Linked DNA regions of Homo sapiens: region 2 is linked to region 1. A link is a loop called in an ENCODE intact Hi-C map of the cell type or tissue named here. Cell type or tissue: endothelial cell of umbilical vein. All regions are shown on one strand.

Evidence for each region. A loop is a pair of places that touch in the nucleus more often than their neighbours do. Peaks named below come from ENCODE experiments on the same cell type or tissue, not always from the same donor. Only the 100,000 strongest peaks of a DNase experiment are listed, where the experiment ranks them.
Region 2: a loop joins it to region 1, with 11 times the contacts of the local background. A loop is called at or near these places in 103 of 110 quality-filtered maps.

The regions. Positions count from the first base shown.
Region 1 is chr11:19,560,138-19,568,137 of GRCh38, reverse strand. It overlaps a transcript of NAV2 not described here. Among named protein-coding and RNA genes, the nearest start is that of MIR4486, 11 kb to the left of the region's middle. In endothelial cell of umbilical vein, a CTCF peak has its summit at 3,941 (motif pointing left); DNase peaks (open chromatin) are centred at 3,817, 6,987 and 7,827; H3K4me3 peaks cover 284 bases; H3K27ac peaks cover 2,272 bases.
Region 2 is chr11:19,900,630-19,908,629 of GRCh38, reverse strand. The region is part of intron 6 of NAV2 (neuron navigator 2); the gene reads right to left. Among named protein-coding and RNA genes, the nearest start is that of NAV2-AS3, 77 kb to the left of the region's middle. In endothelial cell of umbilical vein, CTCF peaks have their summits at 3,169 (motif pointing left) and 4,911 (motif pointing right); DNase peaks (open chromatin) are centred at 3,169 and 4,909.

The DNA.
Region 1 (8,000 bases):
CAAATGGGCACAGGCACTGGTTCTCTGACTTGCTCATTCATGTTTCATCCATTCAACATTTACCGAGCACCTACTGTGAGCCAGGCGCTGCATCAGCTGCAGGATCACAGCTGTGAACAAGCACCTGCCCTCAGAGAGTGCACAGCCAGGGGGAGACAGAATATGAAATATGAAGTTACACTATAGTGTGATCGGTGTTAGGATGCGAGGGTACACAGAGCCCCTGACTGGGCATGAGGCAGGGTGTATGCAGCCTGGGGAGAAGGTCAGTGATGGGAGACCCCTCGGAAGGAGGAACTTTAACCTGAGCATGACTGTGAGTAGGTTCCTGGAGGATTTTCTTTTTGAAAGAGAGGGTAAAGTGAGGAAATGAGTTCCAGATTGCAGAATAGCCTATGGAAAGACCTAAAGACAAGGAAGAATGTGGTCTATCAGAGGGACTGAATTAAGCTCCAGGGCTGGAGGTTAAAGGGCCATAGTGAGATGTCTGAGGGCCAAGGCTGGGGACAAAGGGGGGCCTGGCTCACCAAGAGTCTTAGAGCTACAGTGCAATGGTTAAGCTCACAAACCAGGGAGGCAGAAAGCCTAGAATTAATGCCCTGTTCAGCCACTTACTAGTTGTGTGACCTGGGGCAAATCACTCAACCTCTCTGGACAGTGCTGATGGGAAAAGAGAGAAGGGAATAAATGTGAGAACATTACAGAAATAAATCTGCAAGATGACTTCAGGGAACCATATACATTGGTCCAAAACATTGCATGGAAAGCCTCAGTTTTGCTCTCTAGTGGGTCGGTTGTCCCCTGGGATCACCACTTAGGATGCAAACTACACTTCCCTTCCACAGCCCTGGCCTCCAATCCTCACCCAGTGTGGATCACTGGCCAGCCTTTCTTTCTTTGGCTGCAAGAAGTCCACAGTCAAAAGTGAAAAGAACCAGTTGCACCCGGTCATCCTGTCCCCGGCAATAGCTGGATGTTCAAGAGAGGAGAAAAAGAAGTATCTGTGAAGCTGTCAGCAGGGAAATTCTGGAACATGGTGGAGACAGAAATATTTACTTTGCAGGGATAAATATTACAGAAACAGCCCTCCATCATCCAGTCTCTGGTCTAATGTAGATTTCTCGTTCCAGAAAGGTATCCTTATTGCCTGCAAAAGTGACAGCTGCAGAAAGTGTAGACCTTTTTCATAAAACAAATAAATGCAAACAAATAAACATAATATATGGAAGATTCTTTCTCACAGGCAATGGTGAAAATACATGGATTTGAGTTAGGCCTTTGTGGGTGTGTCTTTCAGATCCTTGGTGACCATGGGCCAGTTATCATGCCCCTCTAGACCTTAGTTTCCCTGGATGCTGGACAGAGCATATGTAAGTATCTTCACAACATGGCTGTGAGGATGGAGTGTGCCCAGGATAATGTCTGGTGTTTCATAAATATGGATTCTCTGTCTCATACTCATCTTCCTCTCTATAGCATGAACTTCCTACATAACCGGCAGTTCTGGAATATCTGAATCCACAAGCAGCTCCAACCAGCTGCCTGAGCTCCCTGTCTCAGGCACAGGGGTGGCTGCCAAAATGACACAAAGAATCTCAGTAACTGAGCCAAATGGCGTTTGCAAAACTCCTCAAGTTTATGGATCACCTTGAAGTTAAAGGTGGAATTTAGTCATGGTCTCCTTTTGACTCAGAGAGATCTTTACAAACTGGAGATCATTTGCTTGTCTGTAACAACTGCACATTAAAATGACCACCTTGGGCTGGGAGTGGTGGCTCATGCCTGTAATCCCAGCACTTTGGGAGGCCGAGGTGGGTGAATTGCTTGAGACCAGGAGTTTGAGACTAGCCTGGGCAACATGGTGAAACCCTGTTCTTACCAACAGCAACAACAAAAAAAATTAGCCAGGTGTGTTGGCGTGCACCTGTAGTCCCAGCTACTCAGAAGGCTTAAAGGTGGGAGGATTGCTTGAGCCCCAGAGGTTGAGGCTGCAGTGAGCTGTGATGGTGCCACTGCACTCCAGCTTGGGTGACAGAGCGAAGCCCTGTTTCACAAAAAAATAAAATAAAATAAAATAAAATAAAATAAAATAAAATAAAATAAAATCTCCTTGGATAGCTCTTCATGCTGCAGCCCAGTGTCCTGCGGTCTATCCATAGGTTGCTGACATTACAATTCACCAGTGCAAATGAGAGCAAGCCCAGAGCTCCAGAGGAGAAACACGAAGTCGCAAGTTCTTTTCCTCCAGCTGCCATTGGATGCCAGGCCACATCGAGCATTTCGTCTTTAGATGGCGAGACAGCCAGGAGGAAAATTGAAATGTCTGCACAGTGTTGTGTACATTGCATGACAGTGTCTTTGAAAAGCACATCTCATTGGGTGCACACATGTTTGCACACAGACATGGTTTATTTTAATGGTGTATTCAAAGCAGGGAGTGGGCTGTAGTAGTCATTTTACTGGCATTAATTTCTGTGGAAAAAAAAGGCGGGCTGTCAATTTATCACCATAGGAAAATCAATGAAATTTGAGCTTATTCCAGATACCTATGAAAGGGGTGGTTAAGGGAGAGATCAGTGATGCATGTAGCCCTTCCTCAGATGTCCTGACTCCTGGGTTCCTGGGAGCAGAGCCTAGCAAAGAACTGGTGTTTTCAAGACTGCTAATTACAAGCAAATCTCAAATTCAGAATGTGATCAAGCCACTACCGAAGCTCTCACCAAAGGACTCTTGGATGAAGAGGGAGGAGGGGACCTTTAATTGGAGAACAAATGGGAATTTGAATAATTTGAAAGATTAGGGAAATAGGAGAAGAGTACTTCCAAGGGTTTCGAGGCAGTGCGGAGTAGGAAGAAAAGCATGGGCTTTAACCTCAGCCACTGGGCTTTACAGATTTGATTGATGTAGGAGTAAACATATGTAAAAGGACAGCGATGGATCCCGGCAACATACTGGGCACACACTAGGCGGCCGGTGCCATTATTACCTTTTTCTGGAGAGGGGGCAGGCAGGGTCTCACTCTGTCATCCAGACTGAGTACAGTGGTGTGATCTCGGCTCACTGCAACATCTGCCTCTTGGGTTCAAGAGATTCTCCTGCCTCAGCCTCCCGAGTAGCTGGGATTACAGGCATCTGCCATCACTCCTGGCTATCTTTGTATTTTTTAGTAGAGGTAGGGTTTCACTATGTTGACCAGGCTGGTCTTGAACTCCTGACCTCAGGTGATCCGCCAGCCTCTGCTTCCCAAAGTGCTGGGATTACAGGCGTGAGCCACCACGCCCGGCCCAGTGTCATTATTACTTTTGCTGCTCATTGGCTGCGTGGCTCTGAGCAAGTCACCCGACCTCTTTGGGCCTCAGCCTTCCCCTCTGTGACATGCTCCTGGGGAGCCCGGTGGGAGGTACAGAATAGCACACGGTGGGCACTCAAGCGGCGGCGGACCTCCCGGCCCCCTGATTTCTAGGGGACGGCAGGAAGGGAACTAGAGGGCAGGTCTGGACACTCAGGCCCCGCCCCGCCCCTCAGCCCCTCTCGCTAAGTCTGGTGAGGCACCTCACGCAGTTGCTCCTCCAAATGGAAAAAGAACACGACGCCCAGATCAGAGCTCTGCCAAGAGTCTCCTTAGAAAGGCCCGGCAGCCAGCACTCTGCCGAGGGCCTGCCAGAGCCCGACTGGGTGGTGAAAATAAAATTAACAGCTAATGAGCCGCTTCCTGAGGCTTCAGGGAAGAGCCAGTGTCAGCCAGCGCAGGGTCTCACTTTTTGAGCAATTAGAGGAAAAGCAGGATTCTGTCTTGTGAGCATCACCAGATATTCCTGTCCACAGTGGGGGGAAAATTCGAGAAGAAACGCTGATCCCAGCCTCAGCCCATTCCCCCAGAGAGCGCCCCACCCTCAAGGATCACCAGCGCTATGCCCTGAAATGTGTTTATGCTTCCCCCTGCTGGTGGCTCTTGTCACTGCACTCCCCAAAGCCCCCGCCACAGAATGGGTAGGCCAGGCTTCTCACAGCCGCTCATCTTCCCTGGAGGGGTAGGGGTCGGGGGTTCAGGTGGGGACGGGCTCCTGATTGCAGAGGCTGCAGCTGGCCTCCATGTGAACAGGTGAAGACAGGGAATGTATCTAAAGAACGACATTACAGTAGCAGCTAATATTTATTTGTTCAATATTTAATTTATTAAATATATTTGCTTTGCTTTAATTGATTTGCTTAATATTTATTTGCAAGGTGCCAAGCCCAATGCTAAGCATTTTTCCTGCTTTACCTCCCTTAACTCTCTCAATAACCCTGTGAGGTAGTTATTACTATTCTCTTCATGTTACAGGAGGAGTCTGAAGCTCAGGCATGCTGAAGTTCATACATCTGGTAACTGGCAGAGCCCAGATTTGAACCCAGGCAAGCTTAACTCCAGATCTTCCATTGTAGTGGCGGTTCTCCAACTTTTGGGGGCATGTGAATCGCTTGGGATACATATTAAAATGCCCCATAGACCCGGGATTCAATGGGTCTTGGGTAAATAAAGCCCAGGACTCAGCATTTTAACAAGCACATTGGTGAATTCTGGTGTAGCTGATTAATGGATGCTACTTCAAGATTTACTGCAGCCCACCAGGTGCATCCCGATCCAAGGGCTCAAGTAGCAACCAAGGTGTTCATTTTACTTTACAGTTGTTACAGACAAAAATCGACTCTGGTCTATAAAGGTCCCTCTGTGTCAAAAGGAGACCATGACTAAATTCCACTCTTAGCCTCAATATTCACAAAGATCTAGCCTAAGTGTAATGGGGTTCCGACTCCTGAGTCCTGGCACCCAACTCTGTATTACTGGTAGAGCTGTGTTTGGGAAGAGAGACTGGGGAAGTGATGGAGAGCTGGTAGGGAAGGTGTTGTCCTGACTATTGGGCAGGCGTGGGAAATTCACTTCTTTTCCCTGGTCTTGGTTTGTCCATCTAAGCAATGAAAAGATTTCGGATCTTCTCTAAATTTTGAAAATTCTATCTGCCCACAATCCAAACTTTTGTATTTCTTTTGTTTTCCTGAGAGCTCTCATAGCAATCAAACTGAGCTATCCAGTGTCCCAGCTTCTGCTTTCTGATAGGTCCAGATGTTAATTGGGTCTCTGCTGGTAATGTATTTAATACCTTCTCTAGGTAGGTGAGGTGTCTTGGCAGGGCCTACTCCATGTTTTGAAGGTGACATTATTTTAGGACCCAGAGAAAACTCATGAGATTAGATGGATAGACAGAGATTCCTTGACATCTTACTGACCACACCATTAATACATATGATTGGCTCTGAATGGAACTTGGTTATGAAGCAACCCTGTCTTGTAGGTGCTACTGATGCAGATCTATAGACTAGGAGACATAAAACCTGGGCTCTGACCTGAGAACTATTGCTTTAGTGCTGCGTAAATCCACACCAGCACAGGGCCTTCATTTTTCTCTTCACAATGAGGCATTAGGCTTTGTGGTACATGGTCCCTTTCTTCCTGGATTCTGAGATGTATTAGATCAGCCAGCTCTGGGCAAGCCATGTGTCAGAGGTCTAATCCCTAATCAAACATCTTAGAATCCTATTCTGTTGCTGATTTAGTGCCTAAGCTCCAGGGCTGTCAAAACTTGAAACTGAAAAAAAAATATGAAGAGTCAAAAACATTAAGTGAAGACCCAATCCATGTCTCAAAGAGAGAGTTTATTGTAAGTATCTTATCCTGCCCTAAAGGATGCCCGGAGCCCCCAGAGATGCCCCAAAAGCTTGAGGCCCCAGGGGCTACTCTGCTTGTCAACAAGACTTTCCACCCTCTGAGAGCGGATTTGCCCCAAAGGGTTGGTGGTCAGGCATAATAACTTGATTCTGTCATGATCCACCTCACAGGCAGGTGCCGTCTTTCTATATATGGATGTTGCGAGACTAAATGAGAAAATATAGATAACACTTGGCACAGTCAGAGTTCTGTAACTGTGGATTGTTGTGATGGTTTTTGTTATTTTTACTAGTTAATCCTTATAAGGGTATCTGTAAAATGGGTATATTACCACTGCCAGGGAAATGGTTGGAAGATTAAATGAATGCAGTGTGGAGGCACGAGGCCCTCACCCCCAGAGGCTTAGTGCCTGCATCTCTGGATGGGGTGACACCCAGGCCCATCAATGGCAGGAGAGAAGAAAAGCCTGAAGTAGAAAAATGTTGGAGACCTCAGCCCTCATCTCCAGGAGCCCCCTTCATCATCCCCAGGGATGGTAGCCTGGGGCAGTGGGGCAGGATCTCTTCTTAGCCAAGGCCCAGTGGCAACCGTAACTGAGCCAGACTTGCAGGCTGTGGAGCCTTGGCCAAGTCACTTAACCTCCCTGAGCCTCAAGGGGGTTAAAACAGAGTGCAAGGCAGAGGTCCCATTCAAGGAATTCAATGCCAAGTGGTATAAGAAGCAGAAATCTTAGGAAGGGCTTCAGATAGCCACAGGCTATGGAATTTGGGATCCGTGGCAATTTAACTTAGATCTCAGGGAGTCCCCAAACACATATCTAAATTAAACAGAGTGATGAAGATAATTAACTTACTGATATCTAGTAATAATAGGTGCTTACACAATGTTCACTGATTAACAAGAGAAATTTACTGAATATATTGTACTAAATAGCTGATGAAAGCAAGGTCAAGTTCAAGTGGCCTTTGCTATAAGCCTTGGATTTCTGAATTTCATATATGTATGTGAAGGTTGAGGCTAGCAAACACAAGGGCCAGACAATTTCCTGATTTTCCCAAAATAACAGGTGGGCCCAGCAGTGTCCCCCTTCCCTGGTTTCCCGCCCGACTCTCCGTGACTGGTTAGGAGACGCTGCACCCAGATATCCGGCTTCACTCACAGCTGACCACACTGAGCAGTACCGTCATGTGAACAGAATTAGTCATCATTTTGATGAAAGTGAACAATCAAAGGAAGAAGACCCAACACACATTCTGTCTTTTATCTTCTATCAGAAATGCCTCTTTCTGACCTTAGAGACCCAAGCTGAAATTTAGAATCGGAAGGGATGGTTGAGGTCATCCATCCAGAATTTGCCAGGTGTATTCAGAAGAACACTGGTCTTAACGGAAAAAGAGGGTCTGAGGTCAGGGAAGTTTGGAAAACATTGCACATATATCCTTTCCTGCCCTTTGAAATTCACTATGCAGCCAGGCACTTAAAACTCTTGGAAGAGTCCTGAAGAAAGAAGCCTGTTCAATTTTGTTTAACCCAGAGTTTCTCAAACTTATTTATCTTTGGGACCTTGCTGTTGATGCACTTTCCTCTTGCCCACTTAGTGTGTACTGACATGAGCATTTCTTCTATCTGGTCTACTCTATTCATTCCCAGTATAGCTGTAGTTCCTGAAGTCACCTGAATGTGCAACCCATTATCTAGACCAGACACTCAGAAAGATGGAGTAGCTTACCTAAGGCCATATAGCTAATTATTCTTAATAGTCATAAACCAATATTTGTATAGCAATAAAGCTCATATTTGTACAGTGCTTTAGAGTTTTCTATAAACTTATATTCACAGCATGTTGTTTATCAAATGTGATAAGAGCTGCAATGTTGTTGAAGGCATACTCCACATCAGGGCTTTTACAGGTATGACCTCAGTGGCGCTTCACAGCAGACATCTGAGGCACATTGCTCGTTATAAAGGCGAAGACACTGAGGCTCAGAGACTCCAATTAAAGTGCCCAAGGTCACACAGCTGGCAAGTAGCAGAGCCAAGACTTGAATCCAGAAAGTTTGATTCCAAAGCCATCCCCAGTGCCCCGCACCCCAGTGAGAACTTGTTTTCTCGCAGGCAGGAAGCAGATGTCTCAATAGCTGATAACCTGGGAATCTCAGGGTTTGTCTAAAGCTTGTGATTAGTTATCAGATTTCTCAGGAAGCACATCCTTACTCTTTTTTTTCTCTTTTTAAGTGGAGAAATCACCAAAGGAGGCCACAACATCAAGAAAATAGTCTCTTTTACCACCGAT
Region 2 (8,000 bases), 340 kb before region 1:
TACTACATTAAAAATTCGTTCATCCACACTAACCACATGTCAATTGCTTAATAGTCACATGTAGCGCTAGTGGCTACCATATTAGACAGCACAGAGCGTAGGCTATTTCCATCATTGCAGAAAGTACCGTTGGACAGTGCTGCAGAGGATAGAGGCATTTATTTATTAAATACAGACCAGCACTCTGCAAAATGTCTCCTCCTCCTGGTGCTGGAGAGTTACCAGTGAGGATGAGGAAGAGGTTAACGGAGGAAGGAGGGAGTGAACGGGTGGGCCAAGAAAAGCTCAGTATACCCTCCTCCCACCCCACCACAGTGTTACTTCCAGTGCCCTGAGAGCTCCCACACCCACCCTGGACCTCAAAAGCTCTCTGTTTAGTTAAGCTCATCCAAAAGGCAGATATGCCAAAGCCTCTGGAAAGACTTCAAGGAAGCCAGCCTCTACCTTAGCCGTTTGATGATTTCTGAAGCGTTACATCTGAGAAGGTGATCTGAGGGGCTCCTTAATGAGACTGAACAGTTCTGATCAGTTTCCGGCCAGCAGTGGCCATTCCGGTTGCCAAGATCATAAGTGCTAATGCTGACTAACACCTCAAGGCCAGAGCCAGGGCATCTTGGCATGCTCAGACTGAAGGGAACACAGAAAGCTCCCTGCTCCTTTCCTGGGGGCTGCCTGGGAGTTCAGCTACAATGTCTTTCCTCTAATCTGTCCAAAGACACTGTAGTCACCAGCCCCCAGCAATGGGGCAGCAAGTTGCAAATTGTGGGTCTGGATGCATTAAGACAATCAGAGCACCCAGACTGAGGGATGATAAAAAACAAAAGGAAAAATAAAATCATATTCAGAGAAAAGACCTTTGATCCTTCACCTATCAGAGTACTTTGTTCCAAAACACTGTGGAAAAATAATCAATTCTGACTTTCAAACATTGTTTTATAGGAATATAATTGGCTAATTTCCTTTTGTTTAAAACTCCGCCAAAAGATGTATCTTCTTTCGTCTACTTTAGCCAATTTATAAAAAAGGAAAGGACCACCTAACAAATGCTTCTTTCAGTGTTCACTAGTTTCAATCAATACTTCTGTCTCAAATTCCCCCTCCCCCTATGAGTGGCAGTGGGGGAATTTCAAGAATCAATAAGTGACATTTCTAAGACACCAGGAGCAAAAGATAACAGGGTGGATATTTACCAAACTATGTCAAGTGTGCATTTGCTAAAAGTCGTCCTTTCAGTGAAGGTCATTCAGTGTTTCTTGGTCCCTTGGTTTTCAAAAACACTTTTCATCACGGTTTATCAGAGAGAGAGGAGGATGAGCAAGAAGAGGCGGCTACAGGGGTGCTTCAGACTTTTGATCTGAAGCAACAGACCAGGAGTGGAGAACTGGCTCTCTGAGGTTCTCAGTTCAGCTGCTGTGGTTACTTTCCCCTTTGTAGTCATTTCTGACTTTTGGACACTTATGAAATCATTGATTCAACAAACCTTATATACACAATTTAGGGTATTTTTCTGTATGGTTTCATCTCACGGAAACCGTACAATAACTTTATGTGGTTGGTGCTATCCTCATTTCCATTTTAGAGCTGAGGAATGTGAAGTTCAGAGGTGTTAAATGACCCATCAAAGCCACACAGCCATCAAATAGAGTTGCTGGGACCAGACCCCAGGTGTCCTGAGCCCAAGTCTGACATTTGGATCATCTTCATCACACAACAACTTTTGCCAGTTGGTGTGGGAAAGAGAAAGCAGAGAAGTGTAGGCCTGTGAATACCAAGAATCCCAAAGGCTGGAGAACAGACTCAAGTGGAGTAAGACCTGTTTTGCGGAGTTCTACTTTAACAGCTGGTTCCTACCTTCTTTCCTTGGCCACAGGGGCCTCATAAAGCAAGTGGTGCTTGTGCCCCTTCACCGACCTGCCAGCATCTGCTTCTTAGAGACACCTTCTATGGGACTGGGGTAACCAAGGATGCTTTGGCTGCTCTCCCCCGTGAGTTCTTAGAACTACATGCCCCTATAACTTATAGGAAACTGCAAGTATGTCTTAGTACATCTTAAATGAGCTCAGTGCATTCTCATTTTCATGCAACTACAGTGGAAAGAGACTATTACCTTGACAACTGAAATCAATCCATCAACACAAATTCACTGGGTGCAACCTGTTTATTGTGGTAGATTGATTACAAAAACAGCCCCTAGTGTCCACCCCTCTCTGTGCCATGTACGCTTTGCAATGTGACTTTGCAGCTCCTCCTTCAGTAGGTGGAATCTGTTTCCCAATCACAAGAATTTGGGCAGGTCACGTGACTAGGTTTGGCCAACAGAATGAAGACAAAAACTGGTGTCCTCTTTCAGAGCTTAGGCCTCAAAGGGCCTTGTACATTTCAACTCTCTGCCTTCGAACTCACCTACCACCAGAAGAATAGCTTAGACCAGACTGCTGGGAGATGAAAGACCATGTAGAGAATTCTGAGTTGTCTCACCTGAGGCCATTACAGACCAGCCAGCATGCAGTCAATGTGCCAGATGCCCTCAGACATAGGAGCAGGCCCAGCCGAGACCCCCTGAAGCTGGTGCACCTTAGCAAGACCGTCCCATCAGCCTTGGGCTTGTAAGAAATCATACGTGGCTATGATTTGAAAACATTCATTTTGAGGGGCTGGGAAGATAGGGGTGAGTAAGGCACCTGCTTCACCAAACTTATCAAGGTGAGAGGGTCCAAAAAAAGGTTCGCTCCCACAAGTTTTATTATTATCTATTTCCTAGGCAGTAACAGGTTTGAAGATGTTCTGGGGGAGGTAAACACTACTTGTGTTGGAAGGTATGAGCCTGAAATGGTTCAAATTGTGGCTAAAAGAGCAAAAGCTTGGAGTCAGGTGACCTAGGTAAGAATCCTTGCCCTAGCACATATGTCCTATATGGAAAAGTCCCTCTCCCTCACAGGTATTCACTGGTTTTCACTCCAAGCCAGATGAATTTAACATAAGCCAAATTAATCCTGGCCCCCTAAGAAGGTTCATTACTGAAGGTCAGAGCCTCATTCATGCACGAACAATAGGACAGACTGAATGAGTCTCTAGTATACAGAAATAGTTAAAAATAGGGCCCAGTTTCTTCCCTACAAGGTCGAAATTACTGGCTCTTCCTGGACTCTGTCCCTGGTTTTCCTTAATGAATACTGCCCCCTACAGCATGTCAGTGAAATAGATTTTTTAAAAAATAATTTGCATGAACATTCCTATCTGGCTCTTAGATGAGGGCAAGGAATTATCCAAGTGTTAAATGGTGGAAACCACACATGTGACTTCTCATGAAGTAGCCATGATTTCTTCTGTGTGGCACCCATCCTTGCCTGTGAACTCTCTGATGGCCTCTGAGCATGAACTTGGCAAGTTCAAGACAATTTAAGTGAAGTTAAGGGAGAAATCTTCTCAAGAATGTGAATGGAGTAAAAGAGGTCATCACAAATGCACACAGGCATATCCACGTAAGATGCAGCCTTTTTCCAGCATACAAATGAATCCTAGAGTACAAGTAGCACCCTCAAAAATAAAGCTCATTTTTGGAATGAATGAATACTTTTAAGGGAACCAATCCAAAGGTGGGGTTTTGGGAACTCTAATAAACTGTGGGGATATGTGTGAAATTACTGAGGTGGAGGAGACTCTTCCAGAACAAATCACACCAACTTTACCCTTGCCTGGGGTAATTAAATGCTAGATTTGCAAGCAATCTGAGAGAAAATCTATTCCAACCTACCGGCTATTGTAAGAAACCTCACCTGTAGCATCCCTAGCAAGTGATATTCCAGCCTCTATTTGAATACCTCTGGGGTCAGGGAACTCACTACTCTCAAGAGAGCCTATTCAACTGTGAGAAGACAAATGTGAAAAGTTCTTTTCACAATATACATATGGAGCCAAAGTTTGCCTCCCTGTATTTTTTTTTTACTTTTACTCCCTATGTCCAGAGAGAGAAGAAAAAAGCTAGTTCAGGATATAGATCTTCATTTGTGCAAGGGAACTGGTTTCTGTCCATAAAACTGTTTTCAAAAACATCCTTTATTTCCAACCATTGTGTGGGAGAATGGGGATCATGGGCACAATGGACCCTGCAAACTTTGGCTATGGGTCTCACCCTGAAGAGGTTGTACCTAGTCCAGAGAATTAAGTTTCTACCTAATCCAGAGAATTAAGTTCATTCATAGTACCCCTCTTTTTTTTTTATAAGACCAGTTACCACAAAATGTAATGATACTGTTTGCATTTGTTTACTGTCTCTTCCATCAGACTTTAAGTTCCATGCAGGCAGAAATAATCTGCTTTTTCACTTTTGAATACTCAGTGACTGGCATAATGCTTGGTACATAGAAGACATTCAATAAATAACCTCAGACACATGAATATATGAAGGACTGAATTCCAAGTACATGAATGTATAATAAATAAGGGAGAGAATCATTTATTCCACACTATACAGTCTGGTTTAGAATTATTTGCCTCTTAAAAATGGAACCAAATCTAGCATAACCTTTTTGCAGCAAAAATCAACTAGTGCCTTCAAAAATCCTTCTCCTTAGGGCTAAACCTGATCCTTGAATCCACCAGCTGGCTGCCTGCCCAAGTGAGTGGGTGGACGGCTTTGTGAAGACCAATTTTAGCTCAGGCCTGCTGTCAGTTCCTCACCACTCAAGAGAAAGTCTTTCCACTAGGCCACATGAACCTGATCACACCCACACTGTGGGTTTTCTCCATTTCACATACATTCTCCTAAATTGAGGAAACAAATGTGGGGAGGCCCTGTCTGGAAGAAAGCATTTAGACAGTCTGCAAGTTATTATCCTCCCAAGCACAGTGCCTGAGAATGCCAGGCTAGAAACCAAGGATCCTCTAGGAAACACACACAAAACTTGGGCAGTAGGGGGCAGCAGTGACTTACAGTCCTAGGCTGTCCTGGAGCCAAAGGACTTTTTTTTTTTTTTCTTAAACTTTTCTTTTTCCAAGCTATGTAATTATAGCTTCCCCACTCCACATTTAGATTTCCCACTCCACATTTCAGAAAAATGCTGTGATTCTCCAACTCTGAAAAAGGCAAAGGGAGCATTAGATGTTAAGAGGCTGCCTTTACCTTTGCTCTTATGAAGGAAGCAGGCCAGGCCATTGATTTCCATCAGCAGTTGTTATCTGTGCATTGTCCACAAAGTTTGGGGAGCCTTGCCATCATAAAAACAAGCATAACCACTGCTAAGGAATCATGGCAGGAGCTCCTAGGACACTAAGAATGTGAACTGTGTCCATGAGGCCTTGGCACAAACCACCGTGTAGCATGACCATTCGTCCACAGGGTGTGACACCTGCAAATGGCCCATGTGTCACTCTCACCACCAAGTAGATATACCATGACCATTGTCTCAAATATTCTCATTGCAACCCCGACACCTTCATCAGGAGAAGACGGCTCCCTGGCACGTGGGCTACACACTGGTACCCTAATGAAATGCACACGTTGATGGAATCACAAAGGCAAGCTGCAGCTAAGAAACAAGCACTTTATTTGCGAGAGTCACTGAAGCCTGAGGATGTCATGTCCTCGGCCCAGAGAGGCAGCCAAGTGCACATTCACAAGAAACTCCTCAGTAAGTAGTTGCAGCTACATGAGCTGCCAGGCTTTACTGTTCAGGGTCTCTCTCCTCAGCACTCCATGCTTGCACTTCACATTGTGAACATGGGCTACATATGCTCACAGAAATGTTAGTTTCATTTATCCCAAAATATATGTATCTTCTCATGCTGTTGAACACTGTCAAATACCTAAACTTGGAGGACATAAACTTTTAAAGCGGACCTTAAACTAAGGGATGACCGAACTAAGTCCTGACTACAGATGAGAGCTTGATAAAAATGACTATTATGAGAGCACCCAGAAAGGTAAATACTTCTCCCTCCCAATGATCCTTGAAATGAAACTGAATTCATGTATGTGTGATAGTTTCCACGTAACAGATGGAAGCAAGAGAAATGCTGAGATTTATCATCTGAAGATCGGATGAACATCAACTAGTCATTTTCAATTCCTGAGACAAGACTAATCAAATAGATCTTTCATCTTTCCAAATGATATATTTTCTCTTTTTCTCTACTCCTTGTTACAAAAAGCCAGGTTTATTGTATTTTAGAGAAAGGATATATAGCAGAACCATAAGTTCACACATTGGTTTTGAAATGTATCCATATTTAGAGACAAACAAACATGGTGGCATTCTTCTTCTCTGTGAAAAAAGGATGGCTTCAGCATTAAAGGTTATTAGTTTCACACATTAGAGGGATTTTTGTGTCTCCTCTTCTGAAGGCTCTTTTAAATTACACAGTAGATCAAGAAAATGACTCCCAAAGGGGGCAAAAGACTGCACTGGATACAATTTCTTTCACCTTGATGTTTGACTGTAATGCTTGAGGTTAAGGACAAAAGCTAGGGTGGAGTAAGGGCAGTTGGGCACGTCACTCAGGTGCCTCTCTAGGCAGCTTTAATAGTGCTCGCCCTTCCTCTGAACAGGACAGTGCTCTCCTCCACATAAAGTACCACCAAGCTCTGCAAGTGCCAAGGAGACAAAGAGCTAAAAGATGATTCTCCAGCTAGGGCAAGGTGAGCCAACTTCTCCCTCAGAGCACCTCTTTGTCTTGTATTCCCTCTGCTTCCCTATTTAGACCTCAAAGGGACACTTTCTTTTTAATATTGCCAGTCTAAGGAAGAATCTGTTAGCTTAGCAGAAACAAGACAGCAATGAAAATGTAAAAATGAAAAATGCAAGAAAGAACTTTGCTAAAGGTTAGTGAGGCAATAGCACAAAGCCAAAAGAAAATAAGACCTATGCAAGTAGTTAAGTCTACCCAGTGTAAGTTGCTGGTTCTGAGAATAAATTTCAATATGTATATGACAAAATGTATACATACATTTAAATGATTCCCCATTTATTAATCTCCTGCTATGTGCTAGGCATTTGTCTGGGTGTCTTACTATATTACCTCCATTCCCCATAACAATGTACTACAAAGTAGTTGTTGAGAATTAAAGGGCAATTAAAAGGGAGTGTTCTCTTTTCTCGCTCTGTTGCCTAGGAGGAAGTGCAGTGGTGTGATCTCGGCTCACTGCAACCTCTGCTTCCCAGGTTCAAGCGATTCTCCTGCCTCAGCCTCCCACTTAACTGGGACTACAGGCGTACGCCACCACACCCAGCTAATTTTTGTATTTTTATTAGAGACAGGGTTTTGCTCTGTTGACCAGGCTGGTCTCAAACTCCAGACCTCAAGTAATCCTCCTGCCTCAGCCTCCCAAAGTGCTGGGATTACAGGCGTGAGTCATCATGCCCGGCAGGCAGTGTTCTCTTTTAAAGGTAACCAAGAAGTCCTGCTAAAACTAGGGTTCTCAAGCTCCAGTGCCTTAAGATCTCATGGGTGTGAAATGTAAACTTCTAGGCTTTTATTCAAAAATATGAATTAGAAGGACTCAGTTTGTAATGCCTGGGGATTTGTCTTTTTAGCAATTACCTCAAGGGATGATGAGATGGCTCATGAATCACACCTTGAGAGACAACAGTCTAGAGTTTTAATTGGATTATGCAAAAAATGAGAAAGAATGCTTCACATCTAACTTTCTCCCAACATTAGGGCTATAGAAGCCTGTTGCCACTTCAAAGATAAATCAACTGAATCTCTGAGAGGTAAGATAACTTGCTGTTGGAAAAGGATTAACAAAACCCTTTCCTCTTTTGGACGAGAATTTGACCTTGGGTTAACTTGCTAACTGTTCCCCTGGAAATGTGATAAAGATAGAATGCCCACTATATTACTAAGCACATTGCTTATGGTAAAAATGACACATCTGGATGGGAAAAACCATAAATGAGGTATAAATACTTCCTGAGGACACCATCATTTTGAGCTTCTCTGAGTTCTATGACAATTGATTGGGCCTAATCCTTGTGGGAACCCTAGAATTTATACTTATG